Linked DNA regions of Mus musculus: region 2 is linked to region 1. Evidence: chromatin loops called from intact Hi-C (ENCODE). Cell type or tissue: gastrocnemius. All regions are shown on one strand.

Region 1 (8,000 bases):
TTGCCTGACTGTCAGTGGGGTCTGCGTCCTGTTCTGAGTATCTGAGTCTCTCTCCCGTTGGGTCCCTTGTCCTCATTCTTTACTCAATTTCCTGCTTATCTGGAATTGTTACCTTTGCGGCATTTACTGGGGTTTTTTTTCTTTATTTGTGGTTCTTTCTCTCCTCCTCCATCTCTTAAATCTTCATCTTCTAACTTTGCCTTCTCTTACTGAAGTGCCTTTCTCACCTGGGAAATACCGGCCTCACTCCTGGCCTTGTTTTGTCCCTCACACCTGAGAAGGAAGGTGTGTTACCAGAGTCTGCAGGCCAGAGGGCGCGAGAGCACCAGAGACTCATCGGGGCCTCTGTTCTTGTGAAGTTGAGGAGGTGGCTGGCTGGCGCTGGGCTCTGTTCCTCTGAGTGGGAATGTTTCTGTCTTGCTTGCTGTGGTCCTGTCTGTAGGGGATTCCAGAGGCTCTTGGCATTTTGTCTGTTAGGATTGTCATTGGTGGACCCTTCGGTCGTTCTGGTATGGCCTTTCAAGGACTTCCATGGTTTCAGTTTATTGTTATAGCTCTTGAGATGAGGACTGGGGGATGCCACTATGTCCAAGACCTCACCAGCTTTTAGAGAACTAGTCAGTATTCTGTGGGATGCCTCACTGTAAGTTTTCCTTATTGCTTTCTCATGATAAGACTGGGTTATGACTAAGGAAGACCACAGAGGGTAAAGTACCTTGTGACTCATGGTGGTCATGGCCTTGATCAACAGCAGTTTGAGGTTGTGTGTTTCAGATTTTTCTCTACTGACAACCTAATTTGTATTTTTTTCTATGTATAAGAAGTTTGTAGGGGGGTCGTAAGGGGGGGATGGTAGTGTGTGTGTGGGGGAGGGGGGTTGGCAGCCAGAGGGGGGCTTCCCTTTCTAAGGGGAATTGGGGAAGGACTTACATGAGGGGGCACTGGGAGGAAAGGAAGGGCTGATAATGGGCTGTAAAGTGAATAAATAAATTTAATAAAAAATATTGATGTGTATGCATGCTTTCTCTGTGTGTATGTGAATGCATCATATGTGTGCCTGGTACCTGTGGAAGTCAGAAGAGAGTGTTGGATTCCCTGGAACTGGAGTTATGGGTGATTGTGAGATACCATGTGGTGCTGGGAACTGAACCTAGGTCCTTTGCAAGAGCAACAAATGCTCTTAACTGCTGAGCCAGCTCTCTGGGCCCTATATATTATTTATTTATTTACTTATTTACTTATTTACTGAGGAGGATGTATCGCAGTGAGTGTGTGGAGGTCAGAAGACAACTCTCCAGGAATTGGTTCTTTATTTACACATTGTTAAGGCAGGGTCTGTCTCCCGTGTTTTTGCTGCTGTGCTGGGTATGAAAGCCTCACCCCATCCCAATTCTCTGGTCCCTACCTTCCATCCCCCACCATCCTGCTGGCCCTAGTTTATGTCTTCTAGAAATTACTCTCCTAGCTAATATCTAAAGGGTGGGAATTACCCATGTCATTTTTGAGAGTACAGTATCATGCATTTGGAATTTTATATGAAAAATAAGTATCTCATTCCAGTTGATAAGTTCAGGTTATTTGCTTGCATTGGAATAGATTCATAGATAGCCTCTGCTACTGTTGGTTATGATGTAATCCTGTGTATGTGTATAGTTTGTGAGGGCATTATGACACACTGTGGGCTTAGGTAGCGTGAACAATAGGAATTCATTGCCTCAGAATTGACTCAAGCTAAGATCAAGGCTGTCTGCAAGGGCTGTTTTGTTTTCTTTGTCTTCACCTTCTTTTGTGTATGAATCCATTCCAAATCCCCTGTTTAATGTAAGGACCCTTTTATCTTGGAATAGGGCCCACTTGTTTTTGGAGGTGGGGTATGGTCTCTCTGTGTAGCCCTTGCTATCCTAAAACTCAGAGCTCTGCCTGCCTCTGCTTTCTAAACGCTGGGGTTACAGGCCATGTGCCACCATACCTGGCAATAGCATTTTATTTTGAATATTTTATTAAAAATTTTTTTAAAAACTGAGCTAAGGACCCATTCTGAAGAACCAGAACCAGAGCTTAGATTTCCTGTCTCCATCCCCAGTGAAGGGTGTGGAAACATTGTGTCATTGTGTGGCTTAGCAGGGTGTATAGTTACAGTAATATTTTAAAAAGTGCCTTGAGGCACTGTCTGCAATTTTCACTGAAGATCAGAAAGTCCTTAGGAAGTAATTCTCAGATTATAACTGGAAGTTTTTGTTCAGTCTTGTGTAACCACTAAAATTTCTCAGATGTTTAATAGTTTAGCGTGCTTCATTCTTATTTGTTTTCTAAAGTAATTCAGAGGTTGGCAAGAACAAAGAATCCAATGGTGGGGCCTAGTGCAACAGAATTAGTCTGGTTTCTTACAGGGTAGCCCATTCTGATGCTTCCTAGGGTCTTTAAACTCCATTTTTCAGTTGGCAAGTTTCCTGGAGTTCTCCTTAGTTTTCTTATTCTGGTCTTTCTCTGTTCCTACATGTTAAAGTAACCTCTGCCCCGTCCCACCCCACCCCCTCTTACTTTCCTCTCTCCACACCTCCCTCCCTCATTTCCCTAACATTTAGATTTTATCATAGCACACTGAGGGATGACTGGCTCAGTGGGTAGGCATTATGATACTGTCTCAAAGGGGAATGCTGTAGTTTTGACCTCAATTGTGTTCCTTTGCATTTAAGTTAGGTTTAGAGAAATACAAGCCTCCAAAAGTGAAATGTGCATAGGCATGAAGTATTGCCGCTGACACCTGCTATGCAAAAGTTGGCAATGAGCCTTGGAGTTAATAGCAGGTACAGAGATTTTGGTGGCTGAGAGAAGGCCTTTGGGAGAACCAAGAAATAGTTGGTGTAGGGGCGTTGTTCTGTTTGTGGATATGTGTGTGAAGCTGTATGTGGGAAAATGCTGTTCTAGGGTGTAAAAGTATCAGTTCTTTCTGCATCTTCTCTGCCTGTTGAAAATGGAGTATCGATAGCCATTACAGATGGCATGTAACACTGTTAATGTCAGCCTCACCTGTTACCTAATTATAATTTTAGTAGTTTTTAGTATTACCCTTTATTATATGAGTAGTGGAAGGAAACTGTTGGCTCTACTAATGAAAATGTAGCTATGAAGGAGAATGATTGAGAACACAACCAAAGGTACAAAGACTGTTGTGGGGTGTGTGTGTGTGTGTGTGTGTGTGTGTGTAACCTGACACATTTAGCTCCTTTTTTGCCCATGTAATATATACATTTATATACATTTCAATTATTCTGTCATACTGGAAAACACCTCTCCCAGTAAATCTTTTAGCGTTAGAGGTATTTTTCACCCTTCACGGTGGTAGATTAAGGTTTTACAAATAGTTTAAAAAGTTACTCACTGCACTATCTGATGATGAGTCATGTATATAAGAGAAATGAACTAAGTTTTTGGCTTATGAGTGTTGTGACTATTGAAAGAGCACTCTTAGAAGCTAGATGGCTCCCTTTTCAGAGCCACATTGGGTTCCCAGTATTCATGACAGATATGGCTTACAAAGACCTGTAACTCCATCTGTAGAGGAACCCAAATGCCTCTGGCCTCCACAAGTACCTGTTAAAAATAATAAAAATAAATAAGAAAGAATTCATGGGTAGGAAAGAGGAACTGATAATGTGCTAGGTGGTGATATGTTGATTATCAGGGCCTTAAGAGGTGACTCACACATAGCCTTCATGTGTGATTTTGCAGAGATGTGAGTGTAATTAGAAAGTGTTGCACACCGTGGGGAAGTGCTCCTACCTGCCTGAGCACAGGCCTGGGAGAGCTCAGGCTGTTAGCTTCACCTTTACAGCTGTTTCATATGGCTGTAGGCTCTTCTGACCCATTTCTGTCTTGTCCTGCCTGATTGTAGCTAGACTGTGAATTAGACCTAACTTGTTGAGCAATGGACTGAAGAGTGGCATTCAGTTGGTTGAGCTCCTCAGAAAGGGAAAAGGATTCGCAAGGCTAAAAAGACTTAAAGCACTGTTGATGGCAGTGAGAATTTAGATGGAGTCATTTGTATTTTCCTGTGTCCCTCTCTAAATAGTGACCACCTTCGTGGCAGTGACCCAACTGACAGTTACTGATTAAGCATGGACTGTGCGTGGCATAGTTTTTGTCTTTAAGTAGTTTTTGGGCACCACCTCATGGAGTCCTAACCACAGTCCTACCTGATAGGTGTTCCTGCCCCAGGTCAAGCTGAAACTAAGAATGGTTATGTGCTGCAGGTTCTTATCATAGCAAGTGAGAGCGCTATGTATGATGTTAGACGCAGCTTACGGACCTGCTGGCCCACTGCCAACATTTCTAAGAACCTAGCAAACCCGTCAGTCACAAATAAGGGAAATGCCATTCGTGTAACTTGGTGGTTCTTGTGTTGCTCATGAGGGCTTATAGCTGTAAACCCAGCACTGGGTAGACCGGAAGGAACATCATTAGTTTGAGGCCAGCCTAGGTAGGCTACCTAGTGAATTTTGCCAAGGCTGAAAAATGAAAACCTGTCTCAGACCTAACCAACCATCAAAACAAAGAGGACTAACTAAATACACAAATGAAGAATGATGGTGATTACCACCTGGGGGCAGGTTTGCTGCCAGCAGACTTTCAAAAGTAAACAGAATTTTTGTTTTGTTTTGTTTTGTTTTGTTTTGTTTTTAATTGTTACAGTTTAAGAGAGGGTGCTGCTGACATCTAGTGGTTGAAGGCCAGGGACGCTGAGTGTCTTTTTATTCCCAAAGATTTATCTGACCCCAAATGAAGTATGCTAAGACTGGAAAATCCAGACTTAAAAATATATCAAAAGTTAGAAAGCCAGGCCGGGCGTGGTGGCACACACCTTTAATCCCAGCACTTGGGAGGCAGAGGCAGGTGAATTTCTGAGTTCGAGGCCAGCCTGGTCTATCGAGTGAGTTCCAGGACAGCCAGGGCCACAGAGAAACCCTCTCTTGAAAAACCAAAAAAAAAAAAAAAAAAAAAAAAAGCTAGAAAGCCAATCAGCATTCCTGTGGTCTGGCCGCTGACACCCCCCCCCCCACACACACACCTCACTGCTCTGCTGTTCTCCAGCTGTTTCTTTGTGCATCACAGGGCATGGTATGAGGCAATCTGACTGATGCTAACCACCAATTCTCTTGGGCAAATTGAATCTATGTTTAAAAACTTAGATAGAAGTCTGCAAAGAGAGAAAGCCAGCTTATGTTCCAAATGTTCTAATGTTGCAGTCTTTCTAGAGTGCAGGGAGCAGAGTTAGAGGATGGCATGGTTCCTGGCCTGTAAGAGGAAGTATTTGGTTAGTGGACATTGTATTTCCATATTCAGATCTTGGAGGGATAGATGTGCATGTGTGTACATCCTGTGCTACTTTAAGGACTGTTGTCATGTATGTAGTAAAGCCAGACTGAGCTTTTGGCTTTACTACATGCATGTGGTGGCTTTTCTTGGTTGTCAACCTTGACTACATCTAGAATTAACTAAAACCCAAGCAGCTGGGTATAGCAATGAGGGATGGTTTTTCTTAATGAAGTTATCTGAAGTAGCCAGACCCACTTTTAATCCGGATCTTCTTATGAGGGAAGACCCACCCATAATCCAGACTTTTGGAGGTGAGAACATCCACTTTTAATGTGGGCCACACCTTCTGCTGGCAGTCTATAATGTAAGGACTTGGAAGAAGAAAGCTTATTCTTTCTACCTGCCTCTCCCTCCTTTGATGGCTTTAGAGTCTACTTCTCTGGAATTCTGGCATATACTGAAGACCATCTGAGCCATCCAGCCTTGTGGACTGAACAGCTACTGGACTCTTAGCCTTTTGTTGGTAAATAGCCTTTGTTGTATTACCTGGAGCATAACCTGTAAGCCATTATAATAAATCCTCTTCATATATATATATAGATATATAGATATAGATATAGATATAGATATATATATAGATATATATATAGATATATATAGATATATAGATTCATTCTATAAATTTTGTTCCTTTAGAAAACCCTGACTGATAAAGCATATTTTAACTACTTTGTCTGAGGAATAATTGAAAATTTTTCTACACCTGAATGTTCTTGTTTCACAAATAGTAGTTAACTTAGAATCAGAGGTTCTTGGGCTGGGGGCAGTGACTCAGTGAGAAAAATGTTCATCCTGAAAGCACAGCACCCGAGTTTGAATCTCTAGAACCACGTACAGCTAGACACATTATCAGTTGTCTGAATCCAGTGCTTCTATGGCAATATGGGAGGCTGAGACAGGAGAATTGCTCCTGTCCCCATTAGCTGGTCCATGCAGCAGCTGACAACAGAGACTCTGTGACAAACAAGGTGGAAGGCAAGGACCACAGAGTGTCCTCTGACCTCCATCTTTACACACGTGACTATGCAAGTGCACACGTAGCACACATACCACATTCATTCTTAGAATCTATAAGTTAAAGAGGGGCTCTAGGAAAGCTTTGGCCACAAGACATTGTAGTTGTGTGAGTATACATACACATTATGCTGTCTGTCAACGAGGACACTGGATAGAAGACACATCCCAGCACTTGGTTAGGCTTTGAAAAATGTGATTATCATAAACTACCATTTAACTGTTTTCTCCCAGGCTACATAATAGATCCTTAGAAGCCTGATAAGGGCTGGAGAGATGGTTGCGTTAAGAGCACTTTATTGCTCTTGCAGAGGACAGGCGCTTGATTTCCATAGTGGGGTGAGGGTGAGGGTTCACAGCTCCCTGTAACTCTAGCTCCACATGGATCTAATGACCTCTTCTGGCCTTCACAGGCACCTGCGTCTGTGACGTGCGCTCAGTAAAGCAGTAGCTCAGTATTAAGCAGTAGCTCCCTAGCCCTCGTCCTAACGCAGTCTGTGCGTGATCTTTCACATTCCTTTGTAGGCCAAGGCTAGTCTTCAGTCCTGGCTCTCCTCCTACCTTACCTTCTTGAGTGGCTGGGACTGCAGACATGTGTATCCACACCCAGCTCTAGTCTGACTTATTAATGTGCCTTTTCTAGGTTTTTAGTTTTGTTTTTGTTTTTACTGAAATCATATGATGCCCTTTTATGTATGCTTTGTTTTTTTTTTTTTTTTTTTTTTTTTTTAAGCATGCTTCAGGGACTGGCTAGCATATGTCAGAACCTCATTTGTTTTTATAGCTAGAGAATATACATCTTTTTATATGTTCTACATTTTTCTCCATCTACTAATGGAACATTGTGAGTTTTCCAACTAACTCATTCAGTATTCTGAGCAATGCTTCCATGAACAATTTTACTTACAAGCATCAGTTTGAGTCTCTTCAAGTTTTCATGTACATACCTGAATATGGAATGACAGGATTTTATAGTCACTCACTGTTTAGATTTCTGAATAACTGCCAGACAATTTCCACAGTGGCTTCACAATTTTGCATTCCCATTAAGAGTGCACAAAGTTTTTCTACCCTGCTGGTACTTGTCTTCAAAAAGTTATGGTAGTTGTAGTGGGCAGTGGCGTGACAGGGTCACTGTGGTTTGACTTGTATTTCACGGGTGAATCTTCTCATCTCCTCACTGGCTGTTGGTATACCTTCTTTAAAGGTTTGTTCAGACCCTTTGCCCACACTTTAATTTCCTTTCTTTATTTTCTCAGGGGAGGACATTGATGCATGCAGGCCAGAGTCAGCTTTGAGGAGTTAGTTCTTTTTCCATGAGTTCTGGGAATCAAACTCTAGTTGCCAGGTTTGACCACGTGCTCCTTAACTTGCTAAGCTATCTCCTCAGCCATAAATAACATGTCCTTTTGATGACTTGTAATTCTTTATATAGTCTGGATATTAAACTCTCATCAAAGATGATTTAAAAATATTTTCTTATATTCTTAGGTTGTCTTTTCATAATGTCCCTTGATATAAAATCTGCTTTCAATTTTAAGAAGAGTACTATCTGCATATTTTATTCATGTTCATCCATGTCATTGCAAAGATGATTTGTCAGGAGAGGC
Region 2 (8,000 bases), 110 kb before region 1:
GTCACTAATTGAGAAAATGCCTTACAATTGCATCTCATGGAGGCATGTCCTCAACTGAAGCTACTTTCTCTGATAACTCCAGCTGTGTCAAGTTGACACAAAACTAGCCAGTACAATGCGCTTGTTAGACAGCTTCTACTTGGCCCTTTCCCAAGAAGAAGGCTATGGACTCCGCCCTTTCCCAAGTAGAAAGGCTACGACTACCAGAGCCTGAGAGGCTGGAGGCTACAGGTTAAAGGGAGAGGGCAGGATGTCTCACATGGCATTTATTTCTTAGACTGAAAAGTCCATGCGTTCCATCTCTATCCTGGGGCATTTAGAAGCCCCGGAGCCCAGCATCTACCTTTAACAACAAAATCAGGAGCCAGTGAAAGGCAGACACGGTGTTATTCATCTTCAGATCTATAACTAGTCCAATGCCGTGACCCCTGAAATGTTCAATAAACATTCACTAATCCAGCTCGACCCTACCTAGACTGAAAGATACCACTTCCTTTTTGAACATTTGAACATTGAGTGGTAATAGTGTCTTTAGAAGAACTGTTATTTCCTTTGGGTTACAGTGTTCAGGGCTGATTTTCATGTTACAGTGGTTCATGGATGGCTACTTACAGCTATAGCACCTGTTGAGGAGTATGGTGGTTTTAAATGTGAAGAAACTACCATGGATCCATACCTTGTAGTTGGAGGTATTTAACTTTGTATTTAAACGGCAGTTCTAGATCCAGATTCCAGTGCGATTTCTCAAGTGACGATCCCTTCCCTGGCATAAAGGAGGTAGCACTTGGGTTTATGTGACAGGATTTATCAGTGCCTTACATTTTAAGAATATACCTGAACTACATATATGTACATATGTATATATGTATATATACCTGAACTACATATATATATATATATATACCTGAACTACATATATATATATGTGTGTGTGTGTATATATATATATGAATATATATATACATGAACTACCTATATATGTGTGTGTATATATATATATATATATATATATATATATGAACTATCTATAATGTTGTCAACAGACCTATTATTTATTAAGTGCCTCATTTGTGCTAGACCCACTAATGATATTTTAAATACTATCTAGTTTATCTTTATGCAGAATTAATATGAGTTAGTCTTATTATTTCCCTGTTGAACATCTTGTGATGAACATTCAGGAGAAGCCAGGATTAGCCGGGCAGTGGTGGCACACGCCTTTAATCCCAGCACTTGGGAGGCAGAAGCAGGTGGATTTCTGAGTTCGAGGCCAGCCTGGTCTACAGAGTGAGTTCCAGGACAGCCAGGGCTACACAGAAAAACCCTGTCTTGAAAAACAAAAACAAAAACAAACCATCAAAAAGGAGAAAGGAAAAGCTAGGATTTCTCTGTCTCTGTCTCTCTGTCTCTCTGTCTGTCCCTATTCCTCTGTCTTTCTGTGTCTGTCTCCATGTCTGTCTGTCTCTGTCTCTGTCTCTGTCTCTCTGTCTCTCTGTCTCTCTGTCTCTGTCTCTCTGTCTCTGTCTCTCTCTCTCACTAAGATTTATAAATTGCCCACATAGTCTTCTTGTTTAAGGTGCATATATTACTGGAAGCTCTCAGTGTCCTTTTTCCTCCTTTTTGGAAAATGAATCTTTTCAGAACAATCCAAGCTGCTTAGATCATTCAGTAAAGCTGCCAATCACTTCCCTAATGGCCCTCCTAGGTCAGGGTTAAAAGCTTTCTTTTATCTTTAGATTTACTTGTCATGGACTGACGACTGCTCAGAGCTATATTTTCCGGGTCAGAGCAGTGAATGCAGCTGGACTTAGCGAATATTCACAGGATTCGGAAGCTATTGAAGTCAAAGCTGCTATCGGTAAGTTCCTTTTATGCAGTTTGGTCAAGGAAAATACTGAAGTTTTCTAACTTTCCATCATTTCCATAAACAGTTTAAAGTTTCTAATGTCACTCCATGATTCCATCATTAAACGGTCATTTTCTTCGACTCCATCTGACACTAACCTTCCATAGCTGACCTTTTACAGATCTCCATCACTTACCAGTGTCTACATCTGTAGTATTTCCATCTTCACATCCCAGTCTCCTCAGGCATTCCCCAGTGTATGAAATTCCATCCTAACATCATGTTCATCCTGGGACCTGGCAGGCCGCCCTGCATCCATGAAGTGGTACATCACTGTAACTTGTATCGAACTGTATCTAAAAGCCATTTCACCTGCAACAGAGCTTGGCTTCTTCCTAACAGCATATTACCATGTCGCTGAGATTCATGCAAGACACATGTGGTTGCTTAAGCACATATTTCATCTCTATTTGCAAACTAACCAACAGAGTAACACCATTAAAAGGTAATTATATGTATATATGTGTTGTACCTACCAATCTTGGATAGAGTGGGTAAGGGATCCGGCTAGTTCAGAAAAACAGAAAGAAAATGTGCACTAAGCTAACATAGTAACAGAAGTGTTTGCTCGAGTATGGATCGCAGTCATAGAGCACATAGTTATGATGTACAAAGCACCAGTGTCACTGAAAAAGAGGTTCGGTGGCTGTGATGGTTCACACTATAATCCCAGCGACTAGGGTAGCTGAGGCAGGAGAGTTATGTACTCAAGACCCTAGGCTACATAGCAAGATACTGTCTCAAAATGTAGAGCAACAGATACAATAACAACGAGATTTAATACCAGGTTTTTTCCTTGGGCCTTACTGTAAGGTGTACAGTAGCATACATATTGTTTTATGGGTTGGAAGGTACAACATTCCTGTTGCACTAACAGTCATGATTTATATAACTGTTATACAGTTCGTGTCTTTAATTTGGTGTCTGTGCACTTTGTGGTCCTTTCTCTGTTCTGTTGAATATTAGAACATCTATCTCCCAAGAGATGTCCGAGATTTGCTTTTTCCCGTATAAGCTAAAAACCCTTTGGGTTCTGCAAATAGAAATGGTTCCCGTTCTGTCTGTGATTTGTTTCTGTTCTTATTTCTTCTTCTTCCAAACTATGGGGAAGTTGAAGTGTGCTCTCTGGTGCAAACTGTTAAACCAAGATTGGTTTTCGCTCTGCTTGCAGTCCTAAATGTCAATGTTTTGTTTTGCTCCAAAAGTGACGTGTACAGGGTCTGGCTCATGTCGTTTCTGTTGTTGTCTGGTGACTGTAGGGGGAGGAGTGTCTCCAGATGTGTGGCCTCAACTGAGTGATACGCCTGGTGGACTAACAGACTCCAGGGGGGGCATGAATGGAGCCTCCCCACCAACCTCTCAGAAAGATGCTTTGCTCGGTAGCAACCCTAATAAGCCCTCACCACCCAGTAGCCCTTCCAGCCGGGGCCAGAAAGAAGTAAGTACAGTGAGTGAGTCAGTTCAGGAGCCGCTCAGCTCGCCGCCCCAGGAAGCAGCTCCCGAGGAGGAGCAAAGTCAATCCGAGCCCCCGAAAAAGAAGAAAGATCCAGTAGGTGAGAACTACCAAGTCCAGCTCTCCATCCATCTGTCTCCATCACTGCCTTCACCTCTCATTGTCCGATCACACACCGCTTCCTCTGTGTTCATGCCCCATGCTGCTTCTGGATTTGATGTTTCTGTCAGTCATTCAACACGATTTGACCTGATAACGCTATCAGAGTCACCTTGTGGGGTTCGCATTTATGCATTATTTCTTGGGCTTAGAAATGACAAAATGTTTACAGAACCTTTTTGGATGAAGGGGAGCGAGTCGGGAAGATACTGTACACCCTCGGCATGAAGGTAGGGAGGACTTGATGATCAACCAGGTCGCGTGGTAGCTCTTTGACATGTTCATGCTCAGGACACGCACAGGAAAATATTTCACGATCAAGTTGACAGTGTGTCAAGGACAGAGTTACTAATTTCTATTTTTCAACCTCAGGCTTTTAAGCAACTCTTCATATTTCATTTAAGTCACTAGTTCTTGGCAGCTGTGAAAAGCTTGGTATAGTATTATAGTCATGGAGAGCTACATCCCATAATACTCCTCCCCAGAAGGGACTCATGGGAGATTGTTAGCTAATCATGAGCTGGGTGGGTTCTTTGGGTTAGTGTGTTCTAGGAGACAATATATCACATAAAATATATAATATATAATAATATATCACATAAGAGCACTGATAAAATTTAAATTTAAAGTGTCTCCTGTCCATTCCCAATCTCTACCTCATCTCATCTTTCATAATTTCTCTTCTTTCTTGTTTTTAACCCTTATTTTTGTCCTTAAATAAGAATAAGTGGGATAGTCTTCATAAGTGCTCTGAAATAGGACACACACACACACTGACACACACACAATGACTTTATTCCAAAGGTCTTCTTTGTTCCCTAAAGTTGCTTTGAATAGGAATGGAATAATTTATGTAACTCTTATAATTCAAACAAATACTTGAAAGCATTGTGCTGTGCCATACATCTAGAAGGACTTCTTGTCACCGCACCCTTCTTTCATCATTGAAAACTATCACTTCAGTGGCCCGATATAAAGGGGACCAGCAAAGTCATGTAAATATACAAGGAGTTTGAAATATACTTCAGATATTTTTTCCTACCTGGGCACTAGCAAATGCAGCCATAGCTACCTAGCCTTCTGTGGAGTTTCAAAGCACAGGAGTTAAAAATACTGTGACAAACATGTATCTACCAAGAGAAAGACATATGGCAAATGGTGCCGTGTGCTGTAAAAAAAAAAAAAAAAAATTAAAGGTATATTTAACAAGAGCTCCATGATATTTTCTTGGCTGGAGTATACACCGTTTGTCAGGATGAGTGTATTTGAATACAAACTGTTTGGAACTGTATGGAGATGATAAATAAGCAAGCTGAGATAGAAACAGACATATGTACAAATTCTGTTGCCATCAGAGGCCAAATAAAAACAAACCTCAAGACAACAAAAGTGTAGGTTCCTGAGGGGAATATTTTGCCTTATGAGGAAAAGAACACTTGTGGAGGACATGCCATTTTGCCAGACAGATTTAAAAAAAAATTATAGTTTGATAATTTCAATATACTTCTCAGTGTCTATTTTTTTCCCTTGTATGCCAAGCCAGGTGCCAAGTTTCAGACCCACTTCCCATTTTCATTGCGTCCTATGTCTAGCAACCTCTTCCATGGTGCCAGGCGAGGATGGTGAATGCATTCAGACTCAGAAATGCCTCTCTTACTCATGAGCTCTCCGTCTTACGACAGCCGTGCCATCTGCGCCCTATGACATCACTTGTCTTGAAAGTTTTCGGGACTCCATGGTTCTTGGATGGAAGCAGCCAGATACGACCGGAGGGGCAGAGATTACAGGCTATTATGTGAACTATCGTGAGGTGGTTGGTGAGGTACCAGGAAAATGGAGGGAAGCTAACATCAAGGCCGTCAGCGATGCAGCGTACAAGGTAAGCAGGCACGTCCCTCTGTGGCCAGATTAAATCAGTCAGCTTTAAGAGGAGTTTGAGTCGTAACAGCTGAGGTGAATCAACCAGCCAGAGATCAGAAGGGTGAGCTTACACAGCAGTAAGTCTCAAAGGCTGAAAACCTTCTAGGCCTACAAAGTTACGGTTGCAGTTTTTAGCTACATCAAGCATTATAGCAATAATGTCACACGTGTATGCTAATACACATAGGCACTGGTTTCTAGGCAACTAGCCTTGTTGAGTTAGAGCCTAGGCTTCAGTCTTCCTATTTTCTGCACAGCTCTCTACTCCTTCCTGAAGTGTGTGTATCCTTGGCCTGCCTGCATCCTTGCCCACATTTGGCTATTAAAACATTCTCAGTTTGGATAATTTGAGTGTCAAATGAGTTCTAGGGTCTTCTCCTGTACACAAGCTCTGGTTTTATATACTCTTCTCTAGTATGCCCGTTCCTCCCGTACACACACTCTGTTTTTATCTACTCTTCTCTAGTATGCCCATCCAAAGTCTTGCTCATTTTCCTCATGGTTTTCCTCCTGACGTGCAGCAACCTTTAGTGTTGTTAACACAGTCGATGAACACGTGGCTCTTAGCAGAAAGGTCTCCCTTATGCCAGGGTCACAGAGATTCTGCACTTGGTTATGTTCTAGAAGCCTTGCAGATTTTCATATTTCAGTTGCTAATTCACCTTTGCAATTTGAATGTGTTGTGAGCTGATGGTCAGAATTGATTTCCCCTAATGGAGGCACAGCCGGCCAGAAGCACCTAGTGAGACTCCTCTCTTCCCATGATCCCTCTCGCTCAAGTCTATCCTGGGCTCTGTCCTCTGCATTGGTCAGTTTGTCCATCTCTGCATCATAGTTTCATAGCAAGTGACCCACTCTCCCGTTTCCTTGGTCTTTCAGGGTTACTCTTAGCTCTTTGCCCTTGGGTATAAATTACGGAATTAGGTATCTACTAAGTTCCACCAAAAACAAAAAAACAACCAGCCAAAAAAAAAACAAAAACAAAAACAAAAACAAAACAAAACAAAAAAACCAACCAACCAACCAAACAAACAAACAAAAAAACCCAAGACAAAGTATGAGGAAAAGTAATATGTTAAACTGAAACCTGTTAGAATTCTGATGGAAGGTGAATAGAATTTATCTGTATGTTGAGGAGTAATTACATATTAAATATATTGATTCTTCTAACCATTGAGCATTAGTAATTTTCTCCATTTGTTTTTGGTTTTGTGAGGGAGCATACTTGCGGAGGTCAAAGTACAATTCACAGAAATTAAAAAAAAATACGAGTAACATATACTGATTTTACATATAGCTGTTTTAGTTTAGGGCCTCATGCATGACTGATAAGTACTTTACTGCTGGACCACAGCATCAGTCCTTGGTCTTTATCTTACAGTAAGAACATTCCAACATCAGGATCACATTTGCTATAGTTACTTTGTACCCAGCATTACCAGAGAAAGGAGAGTTTTTATCTTACTCCTTGTTTGTTAAAAATGAATTTGAATTATTTTTAAAAAACGAGTCAGAGTGGTCACACACTCTCTCTCCTTAGTATAGTCAACTAATTGACTAGAAACAACCTGTAGTCCTTTGAAAAAAAAATATATACACCAGATTTTGTTGCTAATTGTCACCTAAGCTTCCTGCCGCAGCGTTAATGAATAAGATTATCCTGAGAGTAGCTAGAATTTCATACCAATGAGTGGTATGAACAGTACAGGAAGAGAAGCCCGTAGGACCATCTCACCAGAAAACAACCTGCTCATTTTAAATGTTGCTTTACATATTTCGAGATGGCATGATTACAGGAAGACAGAGTGAGTCTTTTCATGCAAATGGTAAGTTTTTGCCTTAAAGGCGGTGTTTCAATCATTGGTGAGAGTGAACAGGTTTTTTGTTTTTTCGTTTTCTTTTAGTTGGTGTTTACATGGCGTGTAGCTTTTTATCATTTGATTTTTAACCTTTCTGTATCTTTATGCTTTTCGTGTGTTTTAGAAATAGCACAGAATTAAGTCATGTGGTGTAAGTGTACGATCCTGGTATTGTAGGGTGAAGGCGGGAGGGCCAGGAATTCAAGGCCAGCCTGAGCTATCTGAGACTCTGCTTCAAAAAATAACCAAAAAACAAAAAACCCAAAACAAAAAAAACCCCATAGAATTATAGAATTACACTAGTTTCCGTGGCCTGACAGCTTATATTTTGTATCACGTAGGAATATTTAACCTTATTACTGATTTTTTAAAAAAAGCTAACCACCATATTATGTACTTTCTGCTGGGTCTTTCTGTGGCATGTATTTTTCTGTTATCCATTGGCTGCTTTTGAATATGTAAAACATTTGTGCACATTTGTTAATTTGCACCCGCCTACATGGAGGTCAGAGGTCAACTTGCAGGCATCAGGCCTCTTCCCATTCTATGGGTGCTGGAGACTGATGTCTGTCTGGGCCTCAGGCTCGGTTTTGTCTTGTTGTTTTATTGTTGTTGTTGTTGTTGCTGTTGTGGGGGTGTTGTTGTTGTTGTTGGCTATACTATGTAGCCCCACAGACCTGGAACTTGCTATCCAGCCCTGGCA

What was found. A loop is a pair of places that touch in the nucleus more often than their neighbours do. Peaks named below come from ENCODE experiments on the same cell type or tissue, not always from the same donor. Only the 100,000 strongest peaks of a DNase experiment are listed, where the experiment ranks them.
Region 2: a loop joins it to region 1, with 4 times the contacts of the local background. A loop is called at or near these places in 12 of 42 quality-filtered maps.

What each region holds. Positions count from the first base shown.
Region 1 is chr17:71,191,531-71,199,530 of GRCm38, forward strand. The region is part of intron 1 of Lpin2 (lipin 2); the gene reads left to right. Among named protein-coding and RNA genes, the nearest start is that of Lpin2, 12 kb to the left of the region's middle. In gastrocnemius, a CTCF peak has its summit at 4,712 (motif pointing left); DNase peaks (open chromatin) are centred at 4,311 and 4,629; H3K4me3 peaks cover 684 bases; H3K27ac peaks cover 633 bases.
Region 2 is chr17:71,079,038-71,087,037 of GRCm38, forward strand. It overlaps Myom1 (myomesin 1), which reads left to right. Exons shown (of 37, transcript NM_001083934.1): 17 at 1,737-1,858; 18 at 5,201-5,397. Among named protein-coding and RNA genes, the nearest start is that of Myom1, 63 kb to the left of the region's middle. In gastrocnemius, no CTCF peak of the experiment used is centred here; no DNase peak of the experiment used is centred here; H3K27ac peaks cover 284 bases.